Linked DNA regions of Mus musculus: region 2 is linked to region 1. A link is a contact called in ENCODE Hi-C or POLR2A ChIA-PET data. All regions are on one chromosome and are shown on one strand. The core of a region is the stretch at or near the end of the contact, and the rest is flanking DNA. Distances in the headings are between cores, read along the strand shown.

The links. Hi-C counts contacts between places; a loop is a spot of excess contacts on that map. ChIA-PET counts read pairs that join two places held with the same protein, here RNA polymerase II (POLR2A).
Region 2: a loop to region 1 is called in a map of T-helper 17 cell, with 4 times the contacts of the local background. The contact joins the promoter of Lrp11 here to the promoter of Cnksr3 in region 1. A Hi-C loop is called at or near these places in 3 of 37 maps with a recorded cell type or tissue (T-helper 17 cell and regulatory T cell). POLR2A ChIA-PET finds 5 or more read pairs at or near these places in 1 of 5 experiments (embryonic stem cell).

The regions. Positions count from the first base shown.
Region 1 is chr10:7,209,653-7,214,304 of GRCm38, reverse strand. Cnksr3 (Cnksr family member 3) reads left to right here and starts at 2,068. Exons shown (of 13, transcript NM_172546.2): 1 at 2,068-2,673. The coding sequence starts at 2,622.
Region 2 is chr10:7,587,328-7,591,979 of GRCm38, reverse strand. It overlaps Lrp11 (low density lipoprotein receptor-related protein 11), which reads right to left and starts at 2,163. Exons shown (of 7, transcript NM_172784.4): 1 at 1,367-2,163. The coding sequence starts at 1,928.

The sequences.
Region 1 (4,652 bases), core at 819-3,318:
TTTGTTGATTGAATAAATGACCTAAACACGCAAGGCGGCTGGCCAAGAAAAGGAGATGCAAGGAAACACAGAAGACTGGGTTCTTGTATCCACACTGTAACATATCAAATTCAGTCAAAAGCTTTGTCCATTTCCTAATGTTGGAGGAGCCCTGGCAGCATCAAGGCAGAAAGGAGGAAGGGTGCCCCTGCTGAAGAGTGTGGGTACCAAGGAACCACACCACCAGGGACAAGCAGGAAGAAAACTGGCAAGTGTATAACTGATCGCTTTTGCATATACACCAATTTCCATAGCTGCTTATCTAAAAATCCCTCCTCTTTGATGTGCCAAACTTTCTATGTAAAGTTTACATCTGGGCTGGCAGTCAGCACACCCTAGAACTTTCACAGGCTAACAGCTATAATTAAGGTAGAAGGCCTTATTTACATAGCAATTAGCCTGCAGGACTGGAGGAGTAAACATGTTGCTAATTCATTTAGATAGTTAATTGGTCAGAGATTTTTAACTTGGCTTTCTTTGCATATTCTGCTTATGCGCCGAGTATAGATTGTGTTATCTGTGGGATGAAATTCAGCAAACTGGACTCTGGAACTCCAGCTTTTAATGCAACAGATGCAAAGGAACAAGAGAACATTGTCAAACATCAAGGAAAATTCTACAGCGAAAGCATTTGATAGCATTTGCTCCTCTTTGTGATTCCAGGGGTTATGCAGCCAGATTCATCGTCTTTCAACTTCGTTACTACTGTGTCCCCTTTGGAAGGCAGCACTGTTTATAGATGAATTACTTGCTTGGTCATCTAATCATATAGCTATTTTCGAAACTGTAGGCACAGTTCCCACTGTGCAGAGGTCAAGATGGTTAAGGAAAGACAGATGTCAAAGATCATTTCTTAAAAAGAGGGCAGCTACTCTACCAGGAATTTTCTCATGGCCGGTGTCAAGTTTCTGGGTTGGGTAATTACTCTTGGTTAAAAAAAAAAAATCGCTATTTTTGATAGTTGTACCTCTCCATTGCATAGACGAATTGCTCAGGAAGGCTAAGACAGTGTGTACGCTGTACACCCAAAACACTCACTATACAACAGATAGCTGGGTGCTAGCAGTGATTCTCACGTGTAATAGAGAGCAGCTATCCTAACAGAGGAAATATGAACGCAGTGGTTGGTGCAGGGAAAGCAACTGCGGGTATTTACTGAATCAATAAACACTAGCCACTCCCTTACTTCAGAAGATAAGTAGTTGGAAGGGGAAGATCAGATCCAGCTCAATATACCCCAATAACAAGCAGCTTCCTCCTTGGATAGGGTTAATAGTTGCTCAGGGGAAGATGGAAATCAATAACTATAATTGAAAGAAGACTTCACTAGGGCCAAAAGAGTGTCTGCATGTGTGTGGGAGGGAGGTAAACACCGGTTATAGGGTTTTCCCCAGACCCGCGCTCTGCTTCCAAATTGAGGCTTGTAGTACAGAAAGGGCTTTCCTCTCCCTGTCAGAGGCTGAACTAGGCAAGGTTCTCTCTTTTTTTCTTTTCTTTTTTGGCTCGCTGACAACTTTCGCCTCAGGGTTAATGACTAATCTGAATCGAGCGTTAGGTCATTTTGAAAATATGACTATTACATTATGTCAAAACACAACTCAAAGAGCTGCCATTCTGGTGTTATTAAACCGAAGAGTTGATACACTGTAGCGGCCTTGGAGCAGTGGCACACCGCCATCCATTTGTCCAAAACACACACAACTGGCCTACTTTAGGAAACTTAAAAGGCTGAATAGCTAAGGCGAGATTGCGACTCGAAGCTTTTAAAAACGAGAACAGACACATCTCAAACCAACACACAAAGACAAAAAAACCTGTTTACAGGATTCAGCTGCCACTAAGCTGGGACCTCTTCGGAGCCAAGCGGCTCTCCAGGACTCAGGCTGCAGCTCCAGCCCACCCCTTGAAGAGGAAAAGTAGATCCCTGGCGTCCGGAGCTGGGACGTAGGAGGGAAAGAAACCGGAGTCTACGTCATCGCGGCCCCGCCCCTCTCACGTGTTGCTCCCGCTCCGCCCCGCCCCCTCTCTTATTCCGGCAGCGCCGAGCGGAGCAGAAACTTTGCAACCCGAGCGCGCACGCTCCGCTTTTTTCCTCCGCCCGGGCGGCCCGCGACGGTGGCGCAGGAGGTGGGACCCACTGGCGGGAAGGCTCGAGGCGGGGGCGCACGCGGAGTGGGGACCTCGGGGACGGACACCGCTCGCAGGAGCCGCGGAGGGCCAGCCGACCTAGAAGTTCCCGGCCAGAAGAGTCCCACGCCAGGGCAGCCCCGGCCTGGGGTTTGAGGTTGCAACCTGCTCCCGCTGCTGCGGTGGTTGCGGAGAAGCAGCTGTAGCAGAGAGCGGCGTCGGGGGAACTGCATCTGGACAGCGGTAGCTGCGGGGAGCAGCCGTACGGGACATAGCTGTCCCGTGCGCAGAGACCCAGGGCCGCGCTTCCCTCGCAGAAACCGCAGCGCGATGGCCCGCTGACTGCGGCCATGCAGGCTTGAGCGGACTCCCGGCACACGCAGGGGACAACCACGGGCGCAGGCTGCAGGACTCCTGTCGATTGCCTAGCCCAGCGGACAGCGAAGCTGCTTACCATGGAGCCCGTGACCAAGTGGAGCCCCAAACAAGTGGTGGACTGGACTAGAGGTGAGCGAGCCGTGGAGGACCCCCGCGCCCTACAGCCGGGGAGATGGGGCGGGCCAAGAGTTGGGCACTGGAGTGCTCTGCCCCTCCTGCCGGCGACAAAGCAAACTTCTACTGAGCGGCTTGTGCGTCTCTTTCTGGTGCGCCTGCTCCGATCGGTTTCTTTCGGTGGGGGTGCGCGTTGACTGCAGCCGACTGGACACCTATATTTAAGTCAGGGAGCTATGGGATGGCCTTTCCGTGGAAGATTGGCTGGGAATGTGGGGCTTGGGATTTGGCGCCAGGGCACTCTCTCTGCCAGTTCGGGTACGGTGGACTTGCTGCCTGTAGCCAAGCGCAGAGGCACAAGGCGTCTTTGTGTGGGTGACTGCCCCTGGCCCTGGATCTAGTAAAGGCTGCGGGCCCAGAGCAGTTCGCGGGCGTGACCTGGCAGTTGGGCAGGTAGACGAAGGCTCCTGCGGCCAGCCCAGCCTGTTTGTTTGGGTTGGAGAGGGCGAACGGGCTTTCGCGCCTGCGAGGACCCTAGCGCCAGGACTCCCGCAGAGGCAGGGACTCAGCTCTGGAGGCGCCAGGACCCCCAAGGGCGCAGCGTTTTGAGGCCAGTTAAGCACTGAGAGGGAGCCGAGTGTCTGGACTACAGTCTGGTTCTGTACAGTACTCGGGAAGAGGAAACTCAGTGGGTGCTGGACGGTGTAGCAGGAGTGGAAGGGTCCCTGTTACTTTATCTTGTCTCTCCCGTGATTGCTAGGGATAGTTGCTAGAGTTACTCAGCTCTCTTTGACCTCTTTCAATAGTACAAAGTTTACCGAAATCAACCAGTGGAATCTCAGGGGTCCCACCTCCTCACTTCAACATCTGTTTCAAGTTATCCACCCCTGCTCCCAAACCCCCATTGGTCTTCCAGGTGAAGACTTGGCTAAGCACTCTCTCTCCCTTTGTTTTTGTTCGTCTCAGTAGACGTGAGTAGTCAGTGATGCTGGTGTGTTCAGATTATCTTTCAAGCTGCCCTACCCGTCTGTGACAATGGAAACCCCATCCTGTCATTTCTCAAGCCAGTGTCTTATATAGGTCACTGGAAAGGGGCTGTCCAGGTAGTGAAGAGTCTGGTGTATGTCTGATTATCCCTGGCTTCTGGAGGAAAACACAGAATACTGTCTTAGGAAGTAGGTTTTTTCTATCGGCCAGACTTTTCCAGGACTCTCAAAGTAAAGCCATGGGAAAAAGGATGACTACATAGGCCTGAGTGACTCTGGCTGAGTGAGCAGTAAAACATGGTTAGCAGCAGTAGACTTAAGTTATTTTAAGCCCCTTCCCTTAACTTGAAGTGTAACTTGTACTGAAGACGGTACCAGGTGCTCCAGCTAGCTTGCTGAGAGGAAGCAGATGGCTTGCTTGACTACCATGGAGGGGTCCTCAGAGCCTGCTGAGCCAGTAGCTACATTTACTCTCAAGTCCTTGACATGTGGCTGATTGTTATTGCCAGGTACTAGGTATGCAATGCACAGGGTGTCTGGAGACTCAGTGTGAAGAAGGAGTAGAAAATATTAACGATTTTCCTACTTATTACATATCGATGAGATGGTATTTTGAATAAAATATACTACTAAAATTAACTCCAACTGTTTACTTTTTATTTTCTGAATTAGGGCTTCTACGTTTAGTGGTAACATGGCTCAGGCTTATGGCTCATATTCTATCTTTGTTTATGGTACTGTTCTAGTCTCATGAAGAGGTGTCAGAGGATCACGCTGGCTTTCCTGTGGCTCTGCCAGACTTGATAAGGTAACAGAAAAATGGTTAACAGGCACACAGGAGAGAGAGAGAGGCCCTCTCTCCCCTTTGTTTTTTCCTTCATTTCTCTTAGAAGGGAGAAAAATGTTAATTCTCATCCTATTATTGTCATTGATTTAAAAGGAAGAAATGTTAAAACACATTTTGGGGTACCTTTGGCTTTAAGGCTTGGTTGAGGATACTTTCATCTA
Region 2 (4,652 bases), core at 914-3,413, 380 kb before region 1:
AAATAGCTTCTAACATCAAACTCACGGAGAGTGACCAATATACTGGCAGATGGGTAACCACTCTAAATCTGTTCTATCCTATCCAGCAATCCCCTATGTCTTCTTAATAGACTTGTTACAACTCCCTGCAAGGAGCTTGGCTAAATCACTGACTCATTTAGCCTCAAGCTCCACGTGCTCACAGGTTCACAAGGAAGGAGGTAAGAAATCATAACAATCCAGAAAGGAAAACTGAAGTAGTCTACAAACACAAGGAACGCATACAGGGTAAGCATCCGGACAGCGGACCCCGGGAGTCTGTCTGTCTGTACAATGCCCTTTGCCCTCCATTCAGGGCCAATCAGTGCAGCCTGGGAGCCAAGGCTGCACCACAGGGTGCTGAGGACCTGAAGAAATCTGGGTGTATCAGCGCTTCCCAGAGAGTGGGCATGTTAGTCAGTGCTCCCCAGAGAGGAGGCCATGCCAGTGGCCAAGGCAAACTCCCCCTAGAGAAAAGAAGGACAAAGGAGGGCAGGGAGGAGAAAAAACACTTAGATGGCTTTTGGTTTTGGCCTTACTCTTAATTCTGTTTACTTTTCTTTCCCGGGTTTAAGGAAAGCTCTGGAAGCAATGCAAAGTTCTGTCAGATGAGCACAGAGAACCTAGGGGGATAAAATTCGTTTCTCTGCTACTTTGCCCCTTCATTGTGTCTTGTTTTTTTCCCTAGAGCAACTGATATAAAAACCAGAGGGCAAGCTGTTTAGGCCTTTTAAAGAGAGACTAACTTTACACACTATCCACTGTGTACTGAGCCCAGCAGACCCCACTACAGAGCTCCAATCCCCTCCACACACAGCTGGCCTCCTTAAATTGAGTGGAACACAAAACCAACAAGGTCACGAATGTGGGGAAATTTTTGGGCAAGGGATGGAAGAAAAGAATGGAGATGGAGTGACAAGTTTTCCTTCATATTTTTATATCTGAAGGAGCTATGTGTTGGCAGAGAGCCAAACCAGGAAGCAGGAGTGGGTATTTAGGAGCAATTCTGCATCTAATCAAATCTTGTCCTTGCTATTTCCTGCGGTAAAACACGCTTTATAAAACCTATGAGACAAAATAAAACTAAAATAATCTTTACTGGGACAAAGAAGGTTCCGGGCTATCGTCTTAAATCGATCCGTCAGTGCTCTCCGATCTGCCCCCTTATCTTCCAAAGGCAGCCCAACGGACCCTGTCTGCTTCTGCCCCTCTATTGCACTTTCTTAGCACCAGCCCAAAGTCAGAGAAAAATGTGAACCACTTTCCCGGTTACCCACAGCTTTAATCCTCTGGAAGCAGAGAAGTTTGCTCGCTCGATAGCAGGCGGGACCCTCCTGGCGTCGCTTACCTGGCCGGGGAGGGATCCCAGCGGCGTCCTCGGCGCGACTGAGGGTGTAAGTGCGGTACCCGCGGAGTGGCGCGAACTTGCAGACGCTGCGGCCGCGCGCCGTGCAGTTGAACAGGTAGCAGCGGGGTGCGGGCATAGGTGCGGGCACGCTGGGCCCCCGGGGCAGCTGCACCACTGCCACCGAGCAGCTCGGCTCGGAGCAGCAGGCCGTCACGCACTGCCGCCAACCCCGCACGCTCCCGGGTGCGCGCAGGAAGCTGGCTCCCGCCGCGATGGAATCCTGGGTGCGGATGATGGTATCGGGCACCGCCCGGTAGACCGCCGTACCGCCCGCACCCGGGCAATCCTCCCGCGGGCCGCCCAGTAGCTCCGGCTCTAGCTCCTCGCGAGGCCGTGCCCGCTGTAGCTGCCGGCGAAAGTCCTGAAGCAGCCTATCCACTCCGGACGACGGAGCGGCGGGCTCCCCGGGCCGGCTGCCGGGCAGCCAGAGGCAGAGCAGCAGCAGCCCGCGGAGCGCGCGGTGCCGGAAGCCGGGGCCCGGTCCTCCTCCCCTTGTGGCCATGGCACGAGCGCGGCCTCAGAGCTCGGCGGCCCCGGGGCCTGGCTGCTTCACGGAGGCGGCGAGTGTGCCGGCTTCGAGAGGCATCGCGGGCCGGACTCGGCCGGACTCGGCGCCGCCCTGGCCCTGCTACCAGGCTGCGAGCTTTCGGTGCTTCTATCTTCGCTCCGGCCGCGGAAGCGCACCGGGACGACGAGCGGCCTCTACGTGGATCAGCACCGGCGTGCGGACAGCGGCTGCGACGGGGCGGAGCCTGGCGTGCTGGGGCGGCTCCGGGGCGGGACTTCCGCAGGTCTGTCGGTCTCCGGCGCCCGGTGGGGAGGAGGAGGGGACTCCCCGGAGTTGCCTGGCTGCTCCGCGGCTTGATCACACCCTAAGCAGCGTGGGTGTTTGGGCCCATCAGGCCTCATTCAGCAAGCAGACTCGCGCAAGGCCATAGCTCACAGGGCAGGGCACTCGGGGTTGGAGGGAGGGGAAGAGTCAGAAAATCCATCAGTCTAAAGTTCGGGGCTACTACGGAGAGCGACGGGTACAGCCAGGGGACCACAGACAACTTTGGCAGTCTTTTGGAATCCAACTTCGTTGCATTATTTATTATTAAAGAGATTTGGACTATGGTAGGTAATAAAGGAAACAAAACATTTACATTCAGGTTCTAATTCGCCTTTCAGTTTCGTTTAGAGAACTTAAACACCAGAAGTTTAGCAACAGAAAGCTGAACTTGTGAGGAGGCAAAGGCCGGGCAGTATGGGAAGGAGGGTTGGGCCGATTGATGATCTCCCATCAGTTTACTGGGTGTTGGGATGGATGACACCTGATTTAGTTTGACTGATAGAACACAATACTCTGAAGTGTGCGGCTTCAAGATCAAGATATCATCGTATTCATTTCTAAAATGAATGTTAAGTAAGTCAGTGCCCACGAAGTGCTTAGACACGTGGAGAAGCTCATTATTACTAATTTTGAAGTCACCTTTTGTTTTTAAATGCTTTTATTTATTCTTTGAGAATTCCATACATCTTTACCATATTCTAATACCTTCCCCTACTCCACCCAGATCCGCACTCACCTCCCTCCCTTCTTGTTTCACTTTTAAAACCCAAAAACAACATTAAACCCAGAAATGTGGAATCTGAATTGTGTTGACTAGCTCCTCTTGAACATGGGGCCTCCTCTGGAGTAGGGCTTATATACCCAGTGTCACCAGATTGAAAAAACACTACCCCACCCCCAAGCTATTGTGAACAGCTTCTTGGCCAATGGTGGGACTCTATTATCCACTACCTAGCCTCTGTGCTAAGATCTTCTCTGGCTTCGCCCTGAGCAGATCTTGTGCATGCTGTCACAGCCTCCTCAATGCCCTGTTCTGCCTGAAAAACACTATTTCCTCGTACATGGTGTCTTAGTTAGGTTTTACTGCTGTGAGCAGACACCATGGCCAAGGCAACTCTTACAAGGACAACATTTAATTGGGGCTGGCTTACAGGTTCAGAGGTTCAGTCTATTATCATCAAGGCAGGAGCATGGCAGCATCCAGACAGGTATGGCACTGAAGAAGGAGCTCAGAGTTCTGCATCTTCGTCTGACAGCTACTAGAAGATGACTAGCTCCAATGTGGTTAGGAGGAGGGTCTCATTGCCCACCCCACAGTGACACACTTCCTCCAAAATGGCTGTACCTACTCCAACAAGGCCACACCTTCTAATAGTGCCATTCCCTGGGCCAAGCATATTCAAACCACCACACATGGTGTCTTGCTCATTATGTAGCACAGTGGTTTTGAACTCATGAACCACTTGCCTTCTTCTCCTGAGTGCTAAGATCGCAGGCTTGCACCACCTCCCTTCTCATCTCATTTCTTAATTTTACAGATGAAAAACCAGCCATACTCACTCTTGTGCCAGCCTAAGCTGGTAAACCCTCCACCTGCTGCTGTCTCTGCTCTGGCCTCCCTTCCTGAAGCCAAAGTCTCTGCTGTTGGTTTTCCTTTTTCCTTGTGCTCTCATCTTTCTCTAGGTTTCCCTCTCACCTCTATCCTGGAGATGTAATATAGTTATGGCCTATCATCTCCCCCACCCTATGCCCATCTTCTCCCGCCTTGTAAGCCACTTTCTCAACTTAGCCTTTCCCTGTCCTCAACTGCCTGCTTAATCTTTTCCTCTATCAAAACTCTTGTCATTTACACAAATACAAGATCCTCAAATCTCTCATATCACACTCCATTCTACACTGTCAAAAGTCTCTTATTTCCACTTCCCTTCAACATAGTTTCATTTTTCCACTCTTCTCTCTCCCTTCTTGGACTACACATACCTAATACACACACACACACACACACACACATAATTCAAAGTTAAACCTAAATTAAACATACTAGATAGGTGGTCCTCAAACTCTTCAGAGATCTGCTAAATATGACATTTAAAGTGTTTCATAATTATAGAGACATCGAAGGGTTTTCTAGTTAACCTGAGCATGGTAAGCGTGGCTCTGGCAGGCCTTGCCCTTCCCCCATCCCCTCTGCCTTGCTAAACTGTTAGATTACATTCCTAAAGCTAGCCACCAAGGTCTGGTCCCTCATTTGGCCACTTGCTCCTTCTGAGGCTGCCTACCAAGGTCCAGCTATCAAAGTATTGAAGTCCAGCAATCAGAAGCCCTCTTTTTGGCTCACCTAATTAACGTGCCCAATTAAAATTAGCCAACTCATCCTAACACAGGGATTTCCCT